Linked DNA regions of Homo sapiens: regions 1 and 3 are each linked to region 2. A link is a contact called in ENCODE Hi-C or POLR2A ChIA-PET data. All regions are on one chromosome and are shown on one strand. The core of a region is the stretch at or near the end of the contact, and the rest is flanking DNA. Distances in the headings are between cores, read along the strand shown. Region 1 has its middle 30 kb from the start of CPOX. Region 2 holds the start of CEP97 (centrosomal protein 97). Region 3 holds the start of CBLB (Cbl proto-oncogene B).

The links. A loop is a pair of places that touch in the nucleus more often than their neighbours do. ChIA-PET counts read pairs that join two places held with the same protein, here RNA polymerase II (POLR2A). Pooled maps may share reads with other maps.
Region 1: a pooled map shows a loop between it and region 2 (4-fold over the local background). The contact joins the enhancer-like site here to the promoter of CEP97 in region 2. A Hi-C loop is called at or near these places in 1 of 37 single-sample maps with no recorded cell type and 2 of 50 pooled maps. POLR2A ChIA-PET finds 5 or more read pairs at or near these places in 1 of 52 experiments (activated B cell).
Region 3: a loop to region 2 is called in a pooled map, with 23 times the contacts of the local background. The contact joins the promoter of CBLB here to the promoter of CEP97 in region 2. A Hi-C loop is called at or near these places in 6 of 50 pooled maps. POLR2A ChIA-PET finds 5 or more read pairs at or near these places in 2 of 52 experiments (HEK293 and activated T-cell).

Annotation. Positions count from the first base shown.
Region 1 is chr3:98,562,362-98,565,070 of GRCh38, forward strand. No RefSeq gene overlaps it. Among named protein-coding and RNA genes, the nearest start is that of CPOX, 30 kb to the right of the region's middle. RefSeq lists a silencer at 1,015-1,074. Within about 2 kb of position 1,435, at least 10 of the 41 ENCODE cell types and tissues checked have a DNase peak (open chromatin) inside an H3K27ac peak, as active enhancers do.
Region 2 is chr3:101,723,257-101,726,284 of GRCh38, forward strand. It overlaps CEP97 (centrosomal protein 97), which reads left to right and starts at 1,358. Exons shown (of 11, transcript NM_024548.4): 1 at 1,358-1,463. The coding sequence starts at 1,421. RefSeq lists enhancers at 1,334-1,703, 1,984-2,053, 2,225-2,836.
Region 3 is chr3:105,867,654-105,870,429 of GRCh38, forward strand. It overlaps CBLB (Cbl proto-oncogene B), which reads right to left and starts at 1,359. Exons shown (of 19, transcript NM_170662.5): 1 at 1,083-1,359. RefSeq lists a silencer at 1,328-1,557.

The sequences.
Region 1 (2,709 bases), core at 185-2,684, 3.2 Mb before region 2:
TGATTACAAGGCCAAGTTGGGGGTTTGAACCCTCAAAAGAAATCCTCCACTGAGTTGAGGAAAAGGATAGCTGAGAATTGTCTGCAGCGAGAAACCACAAGACCTCTGAGTCACAGAGCTTTAAAGGAAGCCTTCTAATAGCTGGTATCAAAATGCAAATAATATAAGAATTATACAGATGCAGTTAACATTTATTGAAGACTTATTTTTCATCTACTAATTATACTCATTTTGTAGATGAAAAAGATGAGAATTGGAGAAGTTAGGCAATCTTCCCAAGGATATTACACATCCTTTAAATTTTTCAGTTTTAACAAATGATTCAAAAATGTCTTTTTAAAAAAATGAAATTTTGATCAAACATTTTAAGAACTTCTGAAACATTTCTGCACAAGACAATTTAAAAACCACTGCTTTGCTATTTAACCACTGGAACCAGTAGGTGGAATTTACGGAAAGGTAGATTTCTGTTCAATATAAAATATAAGTTTATTCATAACTAAATTATCCAATTATAAAATGAAATTTTCTGAGGGGTAGTTAAGTTCTCCATCACTGGAAATGTTCAAGCAGAATCACTATTATTACCTCTTAGGTATATTAGAAGTGTGAGCAGCATACAATTGGATTTCCTTCCAAAACTAAGATCTGATGTTCTCTGAAAAGAGGCTTCACTTTTCTTTCTTTCTTTCCTTCTTTTTCTTTCTTTCTTTCCCTCCTTCTTTTCTTTCTTTCTTTTTTTTTTTCTTGAGGTGGAGTCTCGCTCTGTCGCCCAGGCTGGAGTGCAGTGGCACAATCTTTGCTCACTGCAACTTCTGCCTCCCAGGTTCAAGTGATTCTCTTGCCTCAGCCTCCTGAGTAGCTGGGACAGGCATGTGCCACCAAGCGCAGCTAATTTTTGTATTTTTAGCAGAGATGGGGTTTCACCATGTTGGCCAGCCTGGTCTCAAACTCCTGACCTCAGATGATCCATCTGCCTCGGCCTCCCAAAGTGCTGGGATTACAGGTGTGAGCCACCGTGCCTGGCATTCACTTTGTTATCTCTCAGGTTAAATTGAGTCAAAACTTCTGATTACAGAAGGCTGAACTAAGTATATTTCCTGAAATTTTGGAGTTTTAATAGTAATAGTAAACATGTATAAAGCACTTACTATGTGCTTGGCACTGTTTTAATTGCTTTACATTTGTTAACATAGGTCATCTTTTCTACTGTCCTATTGAGGTATGTATTATTTATACAGAATTACATTGAATTCTAACCTCAAAATCTAGCTACCAAGTCCATGTTCTTCAGCAGTTTGTGATATTTATGCTACATATAGTGATACAGTTGCAAGTATATGACCCTACAAGTGGATAAGAGTTTAGCTAAAACACTGCAAATAAATGAATAAACAGATGCAGGAAGTGGTTTGTTGCATAATAGGGAGTTTCTATCCATGTTTCTATAGTTGTGTCACCAAACCACAGGTTGGTACTTTGAAAAAAATCAGTGCTATAAAAGCTTTCGTATCATTAACATTCCTTAATTCTGAACTCAGTAAAAGCTTAATCAAAGATGGTATTAGGAGAATACAAGTTCTCTAGCATTTTTTATTTGTTTGTTTCCATAACTATAGGATTTGTTTTCAAAGAGTAACAACCATAAGACATTTACAGTTCCTTTCTTGAATGCAAATAATGGTTAGGGGCTGGAGGCACCTAAACTGTGAGACAAGGTATTGATTCCTATTGAGCTTTCATAATTCTGGGTGAGAGTGATGTCAGAGGCCAGACTATTTTTTTTTTTTTTTTTTTTTTTTTTTTGTGGCAGGGTCCCTCTCTGTCGCCCGGGCTGGAGTGCAGTTGTGTGATCTCAGCTCACTGCAACCTCCACCTCCCAGGCTCAAGTGATTCTCGTGCCTCAGCCTCCCAAGTAGCTGGGATTACAGGCACATGCCACCACACCTGGCTAACTTTTGTATTTTTAGCAGAGACTAAACAGGGTTTCACCATGTTGGCCAGGCTGGTCTCAAACTCCTGGTCGCAAGTGATCTGCCTGCCTTGGCCTCCCAAAGTGTTGGGATTGCAGGTGTGAGCCACGGCACCCAGCCCAGACTACCTTTTGCTCAGCACTTGGCTCTGTGGGGGTGAGCAAAAACTTCAACCCTCCACACCTCAATTTTCTCAGGCATGCAATGAGAATAACTTCCTCGGGGTTATTTCAGATATTGACTAAGTTAACTTAAGTAATGTTAGAACACTGTCTGGCACCCTCAGTGTTGGGTATTAGCACTAGCTGGTGTGAAGAGAGATGGAGCATATAAATGTAAATTTAAGTTTACAAAGAGATAAATAATTTGACTGTTATGTGAGAGTCAGGTGAGAGTTACAGATACCAAATATACCTGGGTTTAAAGAGAGGTGTGACTGTTATGGGTGGCAGTGTTGTGGCCCACAGGGGCAGACTCTCAGGGTGAGGATACTTGAGCAGGGCCAGGAAATGAATTATTTTGTTCACCTTTGATGTGGCCCACATTCAAATGCTTCACAAGTACAACGTTCTCAGCTAAGCTAAGGTGGTCTTCGATACGCACTTGACCACAACGGAAAAAAAAAAAAAAAAACAAAGAATGAAAAAGTTAAACAACAGGTGGGAAGTCAATGCTGAATAAAAAATTAAGATACGCAAAAGTTAACATGTTATTTCCTTCCTAAATAAAACACATG
Region 2 (3,028 bases), core at 108-2,607:
TAATATATAATATATAAATATATAACATATATAATATATAATATATAAATATATAACATATATAATATATAATATATAAATATATAACATATATAATATATAATATATAAATATATAACATATATAATATATAAATGTATAACATATATAATATATAAATATATAACATATAACATATATATCTAAATATATAACATATATAATATATAATATCTAAATATATAACATATATAATATATAATATCTAAATATATGACATATATAATATATAATATCTAAATATATAACATATATAATATATAATATATAAATATATGACATATATAATATATCTAAATATATAACATATATAATATATAATATCTAAATATATAACATATATAATATATAATATCTAAATATATAACATATAATATATAATATCTAAATATATAACATATATAATATATAATTTATATATAATTATAATATATGCAATATCTATATAAAATATATATATTTTTGAGACATAGTTTCGCTCTTGTTGCCCAGGCTGGAGTGCAGTGGCATGATATCGGCTCACTGCAACCTCTGCCTCCCGGGTTCAAGCGATTCTCCTGCCTCAGCCTCCCGAGTACCTGGGATTACAGGCATGCGCCGCCACGCCAGGCTAATTTTTTTGTATTTTTACTACAGACGGGGTTTCTCCATGTTGGCCAGGCGGGTCTCGAATTCCCGACCTCAGGTGATCAGCCTGCGTTGACCTCCCAAAGTGCTGGGATTACAGACGTGAACCACTGCGCCCGGCCTGGAGATTATATTTTAAAGTTATTTTGAATACTCCCTGGAAAAGTTCTTGGTTCATACTTATACCCGTAAGTCAAAAGATTTGTCAAATATTCAAGAACAATCAAACAATCACTTAAAAATACTGTATAAAAGTTTCTATTTCGGCATACTTTACTTTTACTTAACTAAAATTTCAAATAAAATGTATCCACTTTTATGATCTCAACAAGATCGGTCATTCCTATAGCGGAGTTGAAAACTTTCAACTTATTCACAATTATCAAAAGAATGGAGCAGCCCCCACAGAGACTTCCAGCAATGAGTTGTAAAATGCAGTCTGCATTAAGTAGCTTCCTTACAATCATCCCGATGGTAAAAGTGTCAAATTTCGCAAACGCCTGGACAAGGAAGTGAAATGATCATCTAATAACGCAGTTGACTCATCTGTCAAATAAGCGAGTGGGCCAGGGTCCCTGAGCTCACTACCCTCAGATTCTAACTCCAGCTTCACATCATTAGGCGTAAGCAGCCAATTGGGCCGTCTGGGAGCCGTGCATCCTGGGAGTTATAGTTTCCGGCTCCCTCCTTCAGATTACAAGCTCCACAGAGCCGCGGGAGGACGGTTGCCTGGTATTATTAGCAAGCAGCAAATATGGCGGTGGCGCGCGTGGACGCGGCTTTGCCTCCCGGAGAAGGTAAGGCGATCCCTACCCCGAGTCCTAAGGTTTACTTCACGGAGCTGAATTAAATAGTGGAGAGCAGAAAACCTAGGTTTAGATGTGCAGTTCTGGACCAGTTCTTTTGATGCGGATCTGTGGTCGTCGCGGAGGCGGGCTACCCTCTGGGAGTTGTAGTTCACCTGCCGTTCCCAGCTCTCCGGCGTCGCGGTGAGGGCCGAGCGGGGGACTACAGCCCCCAGAAGCCTTCGCGCGGCCCGGCGCCCTGGCTCCCGCGCTCCCGATGCTGAGGAGGCGGTGGATTTCGGGCTGCGATGACCTTTCTTGACCATTTACTTTGAGTCATGGGTGCCTAAGCGAAATGTTTGGGATCTCCCTCTTTCGCTTCACACATCTCCCTCTCTTCTTGGTTCCTGGAACCATCAGGAAAACCTTCCCTCAGAGACCGCTGCCTAGTCTGGCTTTGAACCCTTCCTCGGAGGTGGCCAGTGGCCGTGATAAAATCTAAGGGATGATCCAGAGCCCGCAGTTCTGTACTCCTTGTTCTTGCACACGGGTCCTAGGATCGAGTTTGGTCGCTGCCCAGTAGAGCACAGGACTGTGTGGGTGCTTCTGTGGCCTGAAGATACCTACCTCTTTGGGGCGCCGGACGCGAGCTGCTTTTGTTTTGGTTACAGCTCCGAGGCTTGGCAGCAGTCAGTCCTCTAAATCGGGGACAGGGCCCAGGGGTCGAGGCCCGTCTTCATGGCTTAGACCAGGAGTGCATTTTCTGGGAGCTGTAAATTCTTGGGGGAAGAGTTGGTGGATGGTTCTCAGACCTCTCTGTCGACCCCTTGGAATTGTGTACAAAGGCTGTGCACTTTTCTGAGACAGCACACCCCTTTCATCAATTTTTCAGAGGGGCTCACGACTCCTCACATGCTAAGAGCCATTAGACAACGGGAAAACGTTGAAATCCTCCAGGAGAGCAATCTGGCATAATTATTTCCTGCAGTAGTCCTAATCTGGGTGTAAATTTGAAATTGGCCGTTTCTCTGGCCCCGCCCTCTTTGGAGATCGGCTTTTCTTAAACCACACCTCTCAAGCCCACCAGGGCTACTTAACTGTTAATAGCAGTTAACATTTACAGAGCACTTTGTATGACCCAGGCGATGTTCTCAGTCCTTTTTTTTTTTGTTTTTTTTTTTACATTATCTCATTTTCTCTGTAGAACTACATTTATAAGGCAGGTATTATCCCCACTTTACAGAGTAGAAAAGGGAGCCCAAAAGAAATCAATAATTTGCCTAATATACCACAATGGTTAATTGGTGGAGCCAGGGTTTGAACGTCTATGTTATACTAAAGTGCCTTATTGAGTGCCCGGTGGCAGGAACGGGGCTAAGTACTATTCATATGGTTTCTCTTTTAATTCTCATATCAAGCTAGGGAAATGGGTGTATTATCCTATTTTATGGGAGAATTAGTTGAACTATACTTTGATTTTCAAAATCACAGTTTGGGCACTTTAGGATATATTGGTAGTTAGGCTGTAAGCTGGTGGATTGCAGTCAAAAGTTTAGTAACATTTAAACAATAGTATC
Region 3 (2,776 bases), core at 109-2,608, 4.1 Mb after region 2:
AAACTAGAGACTAACTTGTACCACTGCATCTTCCTCCATCGATTAGAGCAAAACCAAAAGTTCCGGATTCATCTTTATCAATAAGCTTGTGAATTTACACTCTCAATCTTTACACACAGTAGTTTTAAGAGCAGTGATCCTAGATTTGCTTTTACAATACTAAGAGTTAAAGATGCATCCTGCTCACGTTTCAAGTAGCTAAGGCTGAACTAATACTCAACTCATAAAAAAAAAAAAAAGAACAAACAAAACTTAAACAGGTTTCCCCCACCTAGATAAAAACAGAATGTTCTTCCCCTCCTGCCTTAATTCCAATTCAAAATACCAGAACAACTGAAGGTCCTATCATACATTTTGGGAGCCTTACGCAGAAACTTCACTTTCACTCTGTTAGATTTCTCCAAGTTACATAAACATAAAGATTATCCTACACAAACGTAAGGGACAGCTCTGTTGTCAACAAAAGCGCAGGGCATGTCCCACACTAAAACCACCAAGTACGGACACACGAACACCTTTCTTTAAATCAACGCGGTGAGTCGTTATTCCCAAGAACCAAATGAAATTAACACACAAATAGCCCATTTGAAAAGAGAAAAGAGAAAAATGACAAGAGCGGCCACGGAAAGGAGGAGTTCACTTCTCTGGCTCCTCGCCTCTGCCCTCAACCCAAAGCTTTGTTTCAGGACGCCTGTGTCCCTTCCCTGCTCAGGCCCCTTCCCGGCCCCTCGGGTCTGAGCTGCAGGAGGAAGGTGGACTGGGAGGGGACAAAGTGTCCCTCCCGTGCCCGCAGCACCGTCCGTCTAGGGCGCGGGAGGGACACTGTGGGCTCGGCGCCTGGGTGGACGCGCCTCCCGGCCGCCTGCTGCAGTCCTCACCGCCGTCTGCCTGGACGCCCTCTCCCTCCTCCCCGGCCTGCGGGTTCTGGTCTTTAAATGCCCCACTTCAAACTGGACGGCGGCGGCAAAGGCAGCTGAGAGCCAGGGCTGTCCCCTCTTCCTCCTTGGCCCGCGCCTGGCTACCCCGGGCCCCCGGGCCGGCAAGAAGTGTGGAGCCTCCCCGGCGACCCCTTCCCTTCTTGCCTTTCGGCGCCGTAGCTGTCCAGAGACACGCGTGTGCGCGGGTCCCACTCCACACGCACGCAGCCCAGTGTGTGTGGGGAGCCCCGGCTGGGAGTGGGATCGCTGAGAACAGCTCGCTCCCGAAGAAGGAGCAACCCAGCGCGCAGGCCTCCGAGACGTGGAAACGCAACAATTACCGTCAAGACAAATCCACACCCGCTCTCCCCTCCCGCCCGACTCGGGGAGGCCGCGGGACGCCGCAGCAGCACTAGCAGGAGGAGGAGACCGCTCGCTGGACACCCCACCCCTGTGGCACACACAGGACCCAGGCTCGGGGCGGGGCGGGGCGGGGGCGGGGCCGGGCGCCGCTGAGCCAATGCCGCGCAACCGCGCACTGCCCGACAGCGGGTGCAGCCAATGGACGGGAGGCGCCCGTCCTCCTCGCGCTGCCGCCCCGTCCACGTCCTCCACAGTACACAATGGCCCCAGAGGAAGGCCCGCTCGCAGCACGTCAGAAAGGAATTGGACTCGGAGAGAAATGAGGGGCCTGGACTCTCCCGGGAACGAAAGTGGAAACGGGAAAGGAAATGGACGAAGGGATGCAAGGCACGAAGGAGCTAACCAATAAGGGGTGGCAGGTGGGCGTGAGCGTCGGGACCGGGAGCCAAAGCCATCTGGGGCTGAAAGGCGGGACTTCCTGCTTCGCTTACCTTCCTAGTCTTTTGTTTCATAGCAACAGAGTAGTGGCTGGAAGGGTGTTGCTTCTCCGCTCTGGGCGGGTCCAACGCTGGAGAAATTCATCTCCCTAGGGCTGCCAAACCCTTCTACCCAGGACAGCAGCCAAACAGGTCTATGACGTTGCTTCTTGTTGGCTATCAAAAAGAGCAACAGCCACTGAGCTTCTAAAATGCAGAATAAATCTCACAGAGAGTAGGCTGGGGTGACATCTGAATGCCAACTGAAACTTCCCAAGTTTCCGAGTTTCTCTTTTGCTGTTAGTTTTAGAGGGATTGCAGACCAAACATCAGGCTGATGAAAAAGCAAATAGTTGACAACGCTGGCCAAACAGTCTCTGCTAATCATGCCAAAGCAATAAAAGTACCAGATAATGGGAATTGCTGATAAATACCTTGCACCTTTTTACTTAGTGCAAGTTTCTGCCTAAATGACTGAGGAGGAGACAGCTACTGTGTTTTGTCGGAGTCACCTTTACATAGATTTCTATCCATTTAAAAACAACCTTACTGTAGCTGCCATTCTCTACCAGCATTGTTACCTCTTTCTGTGGCTCCCTTCTTTGTGCTCTTAAAAAGGCCGACATCTGGCTAGTCTTTAAAGGAGAAAGCTACTGTGCTGGGACTTGTCTTTCAGCAATATCATAGGTTAAACAAATGCCTTCCATTTATTTCAGTTTACTTCAATCCCACCACTCATGCTACCAACAATTGCTCTGGACTTCATACTTTGGAACTTTCTTTCCACTACAGTTGATAGCGTTTATTACACTTTTCAGCTTGGACATCTCAGATGTTCTGATATTTTACATTGGGTTTTTTGTTTTTGATTTTGTTTTTTCAAATCTTGCTCTAACCACGTAACCTGATAAAATGTTTCTCAATGGTTCTAACCACTTTCTAGCAACTAAGAATTTTAATACTGTAATTATTACTATGAAGGATCCTGAGTTTTCCTTTACAGCCTTGAATTTACATGGT